Regions from separate parts of the Mus musculus genome. Here region 1 is linked to region 2. Evidence: chromatin loops called from intact Hi-C (ENCODE). Cell type or tissue: heart. All regions are shown on one strand. Each heading gives the region's core, and the rest is flanking DNA. Links, peaks and the distances in the headings are about the cores only. Region 1 overlaps Hacd2 (3-hydroxyacyl-CoA dehydratase 2). Region 2 overlaps Hacd2 (3-hydroxyacyl-CoA dehydratase 2).

Evidence for each region. Hi-C counts contacts between places; a loop is a spot of excess contacts. Peaks named below come from ENCODE experiments on the same cell type or tissue, not always from the same donor. Only the 100,000 strongest peaks of a DNase experiment are listed, where the experiment ranks them.
Region 1: a loop joins it to region 2, with 2.3 times the contacts of the local background. A loop is called at or near these places in 5 of 42 quality-filtered maps.

What each region holds. Positions count from the first base shown.
Region 1 is chr16:35,108,282-35,113,660 of GRCm38, reverse strand. It overlaps Hacd2 (3-hydroxyacyl-CoA dehydratase 2), which reads right to left. Exons shown (of 7, transcript NM_023587.2): 7 at 4,486-5,379. Among named protein-coding and RNA genes, the nearest start is that of Adcy5, 44 kb to the left of the region's middle. In heart, for the core only: a CTCF peak has its summit at 2,262 (motif pointing left); a DNase peak (open chromatin) is centred at 3,060; H3K4me3 peaks cover 828 bases; H3K27ac peaks cover 2,701 bases.
Region 2 is chr16:35,054,251-35,059,629 of GRCm38, reverse strand. All of the region lies in intron 3 of Hacd2 (3-hydroxyacyl-CoA dehydratase 2), which reads right to left. Among named protein-coding and RNA genes, the nearest start is that of Hacd2, 35 kb to the right of the region's middle. In heart, for the core only: a CTCF peak has its summit at 3,102 (motif pointing left); no DNase peak of the experiment used is centred there.

The sequences.
Region 1 (5,379 bases), core at 185-5,184, 54 kb before region 2:
AGGCTGAGTGGCAGGCTTTATACAGACAGCACTGGGCTGAGAACTTGCTCCTTCCCTTAGCATCAGATCCAACACGGGAAGTCTTCCCTGGGTGTCAGCAAGGCCTCATGGGGAATGTCCACTCCCGACGCCTTGCCTTTTGAAGACTAAATGGTGTCTTTCAGTTTTAAGTTGTTGGCAATTGATTAAAAAAAAAAAAAAAAATGGCAAGTGTCCAGTAGAACCTTTCCCCAGGCTAGATCTGCTCTGGCCCTGCTGGCCAGAGTTCTTGGGTTAGAATGAGACTCGAAGCTGAGTCAGAACCTCCAAGATCAAGAGTCCTACAATGTTCTTCAAAATTCTCCATAAGAGGGCCAGGGAGATGGCTTCTCAGGTAAAGGCACTGGCTGCTGCCAATCAGGACAGCCTGAGTTCAATTCCCAGAACCCACACGGGGCAAGGAGAGAAAGGATTACCCCAGTCCTCCTGACTTCCACAAGCATGCTGTGGACACACCCACTGTCGAACTCCACATGGCCCTACAAATACAACCACGGACAGGAGTGAGCAAAACATGGGCTGCAGGTGTAAGCAGGAGCAGGGTGGACTCATGCATTCTTCTTGAGGCATACCCTGGTGTGTGAGAAAGTGAGTTAGGAAGGAGACGGAAGACAATGGCCTAGAAAACAGGAGAAAAACAGCACAGGCTAAAGCACACAGAACAGTGCCACAAGATGGCTGCCGACGGGAGGGAGGATGCTGGTTCCCAGGGAGATGCCTACGCATCAGCCCCTCCCCAAGGAAGAGGGATGCTGATCATGATGCAGAGTCTCATGGTTCTGATGGAGCTACATTCACTATGGGAGCAAGCGGAGCTGATGAGCCTTAAGAGGTCGGTGCATAGGGATGTAATCTCTGGGGCCTCTTCCAGGCTTAAGTGGAGAGAGGAGTGGGGCTTGCTCTCTCTAGCTCTCCTTGGAAACTGCCTTGTCCTTCCTGACCTAGCCCTCCACCTGCAAAGGCCAGGCTGGTGCCTGGCACGGGGGCACAGGCGCTCCACCTGTCTTCCCCTCACAGTACTGGTGCTGGAGGGGAGAGTGATGGGATTTAAAGTGAGTCTGGAAGGTCTCATAATTTCCTTTAGTCTATGTGACCACTTCTCATTGGCTTAAGAAGGAATGTTTTGAGGCTTTTTTTTTTCTCAAATCCTAGAGGAACTCCACCCTGGAAAGATTAGTCACAACACTTTCTGGTTTACTCTCCATAAATTCTTTGGGAAACACACTGAGGAGAAACCAAGAGTTCTGGGCTAGCATCGGCCATTGTTGAACCTCACCATCTATTCCAAAACCTATCATGGTTTCTAGAGTCAAGACTGTTGGGTGTCCAGCCCTAAGACAAGGACTAAATAAAGAGTGTGCCCTGTGTCCCATAACCCGAAGACCACTAGTAATCTTGAGAGAACCCCATCTGTGGCACAGCATGACAGGAGACGAAGAGAGAAGCAGGGGACAAGGAGAGCAAGGGAGGCCAGAGCTCAGAGGAAGCACCAAGAGACTTGGACTGTCTGAAGCACAAGAGACGGATGAGCCCTGGGTAGAGGCTGACAGGATCGAAAGCATGTTCCCAAATCAGCTTTAGAATTTTGGTAGCAAAAACTGGAGGGTTTGCTTCTGACAGCCTCCCCTACCCCCACCGCCCCGAGGCAGGGACTCATTCTCTAATTCAGGTTATCCTCATCAAAGAAATCCACTGCTTCAGCTGGGATTACGGGTGTGAGCAGCAGCATGCCCAGCCTAGGTGGCATCAGAGATAACATCCGGAGGATTTGAGGAGGATGGCGTTTAGGCACACTCATGCTGTGCATACTGAGAATACTTGAGAGAATACTTGAGAATACTGAGGTGCAGGGGACTGAACTCGGCTTGGGGCTGCCGATCCCTACCCGTCTCTGCAACAGATTCACGTGTGACCGTGACGCCTTTTACACCCACTGGAAAACAGCAACCGACACACTCCATCTGGGGCTGAGCACACGTGCGTCAGTAATCTAAGGATCCACTTATTTATTTCACGAGGGGGGTTTTTCTAAAGCATCGGGAACCACGTAGAAACCAAAGTAGTAGCTTCCTGGATCTCAGGCTGAGCCCCACTCTCGTCATCCCCAAGAAGGGGTGGGGAAAGCAGCCTTCTACAGTGATGTTTTTCAAGGTGTGTTCAGGAAGCCTTGGTGTGTGTTTGTGTGTGTGAACAGGTTTGGAAAGTCTGGCACAGCGCCCCCTCTTGGAGACTCAAAATACATTCATAGAGTGAAAGGGAACAGAAAACTTTCCTTTTTTGTCTCCGTGTTTTAAACCAGACGCCACCCCCCACCCCTATATCCACCCACTCCTGCCACTCAGGGCTGTTGTGGATGACAGGCACAGTGTGGTTGAGGGAGCCTCCGGTGACCTGCTTGGTACCTTCAGTATGGTAGCCATTTAAACAGCTCTCTCTGGAGACAGATCTACAGTCTGTTAAAGAGAATAATTCATGGCAGAGACAGAGTATTTGGAATCTGTGAGAAAATCCACAGTCCAAGAGTCGAGTTAACTTAAGTGCACAGTGTACCCAACAAGCTGCAGACAGCACTCTCGGGTCCAGACACCGCCTTATAAGGTGGCCTGACATTTTCTCATGGCCCAGACTGCCCTCCAAAAATATCCAGAGACAGCAAGAGTGGGAAAGGCTCTCCTGGGGCATTTGAAATAATCACATGCAGGCTCTGCTGCTGAGCAGTGCAAACACCTGCTTGCAGCCCTTCTTCCCCCATCAAAGCTCTGGGTGGCACAGTCCTTGACAGGAGGGCACTGGGGGGTGGGGGGGGAGAACACACGACCCTCAAAGCGTGCGCCCAAGCTGCTTTCTCTCTGTACGCCTCCAGAATGGGCTCCAAACCTGTCTTTGCTTTATATGGACAATAGATGCGTGACTAATTTTCATCTGTGTGCCTTTCTGCCCCTTCCTATCCTTGCTTGGGCTGAGGCTGGTTCCTGAAGCCCATATTGCTTTGGAGGTGCTGCCCCCTAGTGGGGATGACTGGCCAGCACAACATGGAGGCGGGAATGGCGTTACAGACTGTTCAACCAGGCTGCAACTCTGCAGGACATCTGGATTCCATCCACCCACTGCCATACAGATGTGAAGGTCCTGCTGTGGAAAGGAGTTTGTGCTCTAGAATTAGGGAGCATCAGGGGCTTCAACACAAAACCTCTCATTGATTTAGGTTTGTGACCCAATGGGAGTCACCAAGCAAATTTACCTTTTGTGGGAAAAATTAATTTTGGTATGGAGATTTTTTTTCCATGTAACACCATGGGTGTCACACTAAATAGGAAAAAAAAAAAAAAGGAATAGCCCCTCATATTTTTCAAAGAAAGTGTTGGTTAAAAAAAAAAAACACACACAAAAGAACTTCACGAGTCTCCCCTAGTCTGGCTCTTAGATGCGAGGAGAGGAATGTTAATAGGTATGGCTATTTTTGGTAATAGTTACTTATAACAGTTTCTTCACTACCAAATGGCTTGACAATGAGCCAGGCTATTTGTAAGGCTGGGATTAAAAAGAAAAAAACCAATATGATGAATTGCAATGCTAGTTTTTACTCTTGTTAAAGGAACAGAACCCAGCAGCCTTTTTGGAACACTGTGAACAGGCAGGCGGCTTCCTAATTACAGGCAATTCTTCTACGACAAGGCTCATACACATACAATTGCCACAAAGTAGACAATGGTGATCAGAAAGACCCAGCTCCCACCACCATGCTAGAACTGTAAAGGCTGTGCACAGGCAGCCTTGACCACTGGCTTTGCCACTTGCTGCTCGGAGTCGGTTTTCCTAAGTGAGAACAAAGGGTCTTGTGTAGTCAAACGGCCTGATGAGCCTGTTCATGGAGACCTCTCTAAGAAACTGGGATCCAGAGTGGGAGGGTCAGCAGGGACCCTGCTGGGGACATTCTAACCCAGGTCCCTCCAGCACTTATGTTTGAGTTTGACATTGTGAAAACCTCCCAGGAATGTTCTGGAATTGGAGTCATTTTTAGGTGAGGTACATGTAGTTTTTATGAAAGACAGACACTACTGGGAGACACTCATCTGCCAGGTTGGGGCTCAGCGAAACGTTAGAAGGCTGAAAAGGAAATGCTCCTCAGAAACTGCCCAGAGCAAACAAAACCAAACCCTCATTGTGGGACCGAGGGTCTTGACTTCTTCTGACTGATGTTTTAGATCCCTGGTTCCTAGGGGGGAGGGGTTGCTCATGTTGTGAGCATGTCGGCATGTTGGCAGACTGCCTCGGTGTGTGTGACGTCGAACTGGCTGAGAGAAACCACTTAATAAAGCCTATTTCTCCTTTAAGTACAGAACCAGTAATATCAGCAACAGGCTTGAAAATCATCAAAGGACAAGCGGAGTCCATAATGGAATGGGAGTTTCCACATTCTTGCAACATGGCTCCAGATCAGACCCAGGCAGAGCACACACCAATTTATTTTGGAATGCAACATGTATCAGTGTTTTATGAGTATAACTTACTACATTAATATCAGATAAAAACAGCTTTCAAGTGCATGCGTAGAAAGTTAAGCATAGTTTTTGAGCTCCTTATTCCTAAATATACAAAAAATACATTTAAATTATATAATTTTAGTGAATCAAAGACTTATAAAATTACAATTTTGGTTTTCACAACATAGAAAAAATACAAAATGACTATATATATGGTTGTATAATTTTTTTACCCAAATTTCAAAGGAGCAGTGTGTAGTGACTTTGATGTTTTATAATGGTTTATCTGAAACTCAGAACTGAGTATGGTTTTCAGGTTGGACCTCAGCAACACCAGGCTTTTAATAGAAATGTAAAGCCAACACAAGTGAAAAGCAAGGCACGGTTGCCTCCTGTCTTTCTGGCCGGGCACCATCCACACTGTCCTCTTGCTCAGTTTGCTTTAGACTTTCCTGTCTGGGAGGACAGTGCTTTACTCCATGACTAACTCCGTGGGGCCTTTATGATGGTGGTCCCAGCCTCAGCATGACGCAGATTAGCCATACAAGTCTACAGAGGGCCCCTGTGCACCTCAAAGACTCTGTCCCTTTGGCAGAGGGCCCCTGGGGGAGATCTGACCTGCAGTCAGGTGGTTGCTGCGAGGGTGATGGCTGACTCTAGTTCTGACAAAAGAGCCACTGAAAAAAAGAACCTTCCGTGCTCACACCTCATTAGATGTCACACCTGAGGAGGCTGGATGTTCTCAGTTTGTAAAAGAACATGATTACCTCAACAGAGAAATCAAATCATGTTAGGGATGAAAAAGACCTAACAGCCAGCTCCCGAGAGGGGACAGAAGGACACCCTGCTGTCTGCT
Region 2 (5,379 bases), core at 96-5,095:
GCTCAATCAACTATGTTCATAGTAGCTTTATCTGGAATAGCCAGAAACTAGAAACAGCTTATATGTCCCTCAACCAAAGAATGGATAAAGATAATGTGGTTCACTTACACAATGAACTACTACTTAGCTATTAAAAAACGAAGACATCATGAAATTTGCAGGCAAATGAATAGCACTAGAAAATATCATCTTGAGTGAGGTAACCCAGATCCAGACAAGTATTGTTATGTACTCACTTATAAGTGGACAGTAGCCATAAAGTACAGGATACTCATGCTACAATCCACAGACCCATAGAAACTAAGTAACAAGGAGGACCCAAAGGAGGATGCTTGAATCTCACTCAGAAGGGAAATAAAATAGACATTGGAAGTGGATGGGGGAGGAAAATGGGTGGGAGAGGGGGGTAAGAAGGGAAACAGGGATGGAGATCAGGTGTGGGGTGGAGGTAGGGCTCAAGAAAGGGCTATGAAAGAGAACAGAAATTGATGGGAAGGCATCTCTGAAATGAGCTTGAGACCAGGCACAGGGAAGGCTCCCGAGAGTTTATGGGGGTGATCCTAGCTGAGAGATATGGAGAATGAAGTGGCCACCTCCTGTAGCCAGATGGGACTCCCAGTGGTATGAGGGGAACACCAAACCATTCACAAAACCTCAATCCAAAATTTATCCTGCCTACAAGATGCACAGGGATAAAAATGGAGCAAAGATTAAGGGAATGGCCAACTAATGTCTGATCCAACTTGAGACCCATCTCAAGGGCAAGAACCAATTCCTGACACTACTACTAATACTCTGTTATGATCCCAGACAGGAACCTAGTATAACTGTCTCCCGAGAGGCTCCATCCAGCAGGTGATGGAAACGGATGTAGAGACTCACAGCCAAACTTCAGGCAGAGCTTGGGGAGCCTTGTGGAAGAGTGCAGGATAGAACTGAAGGAGTCAAAGGAGTCAAGGACACCACAAGACCTACAGAGTCAACTAACCTGGGCCTATGGGGGCTCACAGAGACTCAATCACCAACCAAAGAGCATCCAGGGGCTGGACCTAGGCCCCACACACATTTGTAGCAGATGTGCAGTTTAGTCTTCATGTGGGTCCCCTACCAATTGGAGTGGGGGACTTACCCTAACTCTGTTGCCTACCACTGGATCCCCTTTCCCTAACTGGACTGCTGTGTCAGGTCTCAGTGGGAAAGGATGCGCTTAGTCCTGCTTTGACTTGATATCCCAGGGTGGGGTGGTACCCAAGGGGGACTTGTCTTTCTCTAAGAAAAATGGAAGGGTGTGATGGGGGAGAAGTTTGTGAGGGTGGGGCTGGGAGAAGAGGAGGGAGGAAGTCACAATCAGGATGTAAGTGAATAAATAAATAAGAAAAAAGTCACTTAAAGGGGCACAAATAAAAGAATGAACAAAGGCGACTGGGCAAATGGAAACAAAATAAGGTGTAGGTCATATCCTAATACCAGACAAAGTACAATGAAAGGGGAACAGCAGTCAACTGTGCCATCTGCAGTGGTACATGCCTTCAACCCAAGCTACGCAGGCTGCAGAGCCAGGAGGATCACACATACAAGGCCAGGAAGAACTGTTTACAAGACCTCACTAAAAATCAAAGTCAAAAGGAGGCTGAGAATATAGTTTAATGCAGTGTACTTGCTTAGCAATGTATAAAGCCTTGGGGGATTCAAGCCTTGTGTGTGTAAGAGAGAGACAGAGCCAGAAAGAGAGACAGAGACAGAGACACAGAGAGAGAGAGAGAAGAGACAGAATTTAGATGTATTTTATTATATAAATGTTTATCTATGTATGTCCTACTTTGGTGTCTATTACTGCAATAAAAACCCCAAGATCAAAAGAAAGTTGGGTGGTGGCACATGCATGCCTTTGCTTCCAGCAGGTGAACCTCTGTGAGTTATAGTCCAAGACAGCCAGTGCTACAGAGAAACCCTGTCTCAAAAAGTGAAAAACAAACCAAAACAAAAGCTGATGGCAATCCTTCTACCTCCCACAGCAACCGTTTTTGCTAAAACAAAAGCCACAGGAGATCCCAGGGAAATGAGATGACATTGATAATTTTAGGGCACTTTAATTGGCCAAATGAACAAAATATATAAGCAATGATATAGAATAGCTGTTTTAAAAAGAGAATATATACTGAACTTTATATCTGTAAACAAAGAAGTATATATTCCTTCAAAATTATCCGTAAAAACTGAGTTGATAAAAGGTTTCTCAAATTGAGTAAAAAATATAATGAACTAGGCTGGAAAGATGGCTCGGTTGTTAAAGGCAAGGCTCACTACCAAAAAGTCAAGAATATGATAAACATCATAATCCCGGTCAGGTCAGTTGGAACACAGCAAGACTGCCTTAGTTAACAAGAACAAAGATGCAGAGAGGTTGCTCACACATCAAGTGTGTGTTCCTTTTATTTCAGGATTTACCTAGTCAACTGTCACAGAATTAAACAGCAAGTAATTTAAAAAGTTGAAAAAAACAGAATTTCTTTTGGGATGACAGGTGCATGCATGACACAGCACATACATGGAAGTCAGGGACAACTGCGGAAGGCCGTGAGTTTCAGGAACTGGACACAGGTCAGGCTTGGTGGCAAGTGCTTCTACTCACTAAACCATTTTGCTGACCCCAATAATTCTTTTTCTGAAAGATGACTCAACAGATGTTACATGTCTCATTTTGGTCTCTGGACAGTGTTTCCACTTTCACTGGTCTGATCTGGCTTTTGAAACTAAGAATATAAATAGAATGTTTTCTTGACTTCAGACTGCCACAAACTGTCTCATCGGGAATTTCTAAAGTAGAACACTTGCTTTCATGGACAAACCAAGCTGTGTTCAGCTTAAAGATATAATTAAGAAATATTGGACAAGGCCCTCCCAGATAATACACAAAGTTCTAGTTGTTTCATTATTTCCATCATTGATGACTGACTCAAGAGATAGCAATATAAAAGCACCTACCCATACCCCCTTTCTCTGCTGACTGTTCAATCAGCTTCAGCTAGCGGTTCATACTATACATTTTTATTAGAAAAGACTTCCCAAAGACTATCCTCTTTTAAAACAACGGTGCCCTCTAGTGACAACTGTGGGAAAATATTCTAGAAAACTGAATCAGTCCTTGGCGCCTGTCATACAGGCATTAGGGCGTGAATTAGATCCCCAGCAGCCACATGAAAGCTGTGTGTGGAGATGGATGCCTACAGTCTCAACGCTGAGATGGGAGGAGACAGGCAGATTCCTAGGGCTTGTTAAACAGCCAGTGTGGCTGAGCTGGTGAGCTCCAGATTCAGTGAGAGGCCCTGCCTCAAAAAGGTGGAGGGAGGAAGATGTCTGATGTCAGCCTCTGTCCTCTCTATGCATGCATGCACCCTACCCAAAGACATGCACACACTGCCTCAGTTACTTTTCTGCAACAACAATTGTGTACTAACAAAAGCAATTTAAGGAAGTGTTTATTTTGTCTCAGTTCAAGGTACAGTCCACCACAGTAGGAAAGCTAAACAAAAGGAGCAACTGCTTACACTGTCTGTGGTTACGATGAAGAAATCAATGAATGTTGTACATGGCTGGCTCACTCTTCCCTTTTTACACAGTCCAGGAGCCCAGCCAGGGAATGGTACAACCCACAGGGAGTGGGTCTTCCTACTTCAATGAACTTAAGATAATCTCCTATAAGCATGCCCAGATGCCCACTTCCCAGGTGATTCCAGACTGTCTCAAGACTAACCACACATACAGAGAAAAAAAACCATAAAAATAGTGTTGATTTTACCCCATTTCTGCTTTCTTAAATGACTTTCAAAATGCACCAAGAATGGCAGTGACACTACTATGCTCGCAGTGCACTTGCTGACACTCACACGGGCACACTGACACCTCCAGCACATCCTCGCCACTCAGACCACTAACTAACCTTACTTATGACATGGGTGAGGAGGAGGAGAAATTTTTAATACCTTCAAAGATGTTTGCAATCACAAACTCGGGCTTCTCCTTCAAGGGCAGCAGAAGGAAGCTTCTGGGCTCTTTTCACAAAGTAGCCTTCTAAACTGCAAGTGGGCACAGACACCCAGGTTTTACATAGACCTTGGATACTGAATGCTCATGAGGTGCAGGCAGCCTGCACAGCCCTGAGCAGCTGCCTTGGGGTCCTAAAGAGCACACTCTACTTCTCCCCTCTTTCTACGTTGAGGCATGTTTGTGCAAAGCAGGGAACAAGTAGCAGAGCTGGGTGTTCCTGGCAAAGTAGGTGCTAGAGTGCAAAGCTAGAGGTGTGAAGCAGTTTATTCAGAGAACAAGAATGGAAATCTTGTGCAACAGGAGCAGAACATGTAGGTGCCAACACCACTTTTTTTCTTTTGTGGGTCATGGGAGGAAAATATATCAGGAAGCAACAGAATGAACTAGAACAAGGAGGCTAAGCCGGTGTAGTCTGAAGGAAGCAACTGAGTTGGCAAAGGTCTCAGTTCACTTAGTACTATTCTGACAGAGCTATGCAATGCGGATGTGGCCCACCACTGCATTTGAATAAAAGGGGAAGGCAGTACCAGAAAGGGCTAGAAGGCTAGCTCTGGCAACCTACCACCCACATGGCTCTCCATGGTGGAGCCTGGAAAGCCTGAGTCTCACCACAGCAACAGAAAAGTAACTGAGAGGGGGCAGGGGGCAGGGGCAAGGGGTGGGGTGGGGTGGGGTGGGGTGGCGGATGGATGTATGAGTACTGGGATGTGCATATCACGGTACATGTGTGGCAGTCAGAGGACAACTTAAGGAATTGCTTCTCCTCCTGCCCTGGGTTCCAGAGATTGAACTCAAAAGACTTCAGGCTTGCCTGGCAAGTATTTTTATCCACTGAGCCATCTTGTTAGCCCTTAAATTTTTTTTTTTGTTGGCATGTGGGTGTGTGTGCATGTGGCGGGGGTGGGGGGGTGGGGGTGGAGGAGGAGGTAAGATGTCCTGTCTTCCTCTACTGATCTGTCTTATCTGTCTGAGACAGGGTTTTTCTCATTGAGCCTGAAGCTCCCCATTTCAGTAGTCTGGATGGCCACAGAGCTTCCAGGATCCGCCTGACTCTGTTTCCCGAAGCTGAGGTTATAGACATGTACGAATATGCCTGGCTTTCTACATGAGTACAGGGGATTTGAACTTAGATCTTCATACTTTCACAGCAATTGGTCTCCCCTACTGAGCTATCACCCTAACATTTAAATGATCTGACTACTGACTATTATACGGGATTCAGAAAAATATAACACTGTACTATTCTCATATTAATAATAACAGTCATCACTTTACTGAGTAATTTTCAACCTACAGACACTGTTGCATGCTCTGCTCTTGCCCTGTTGACAT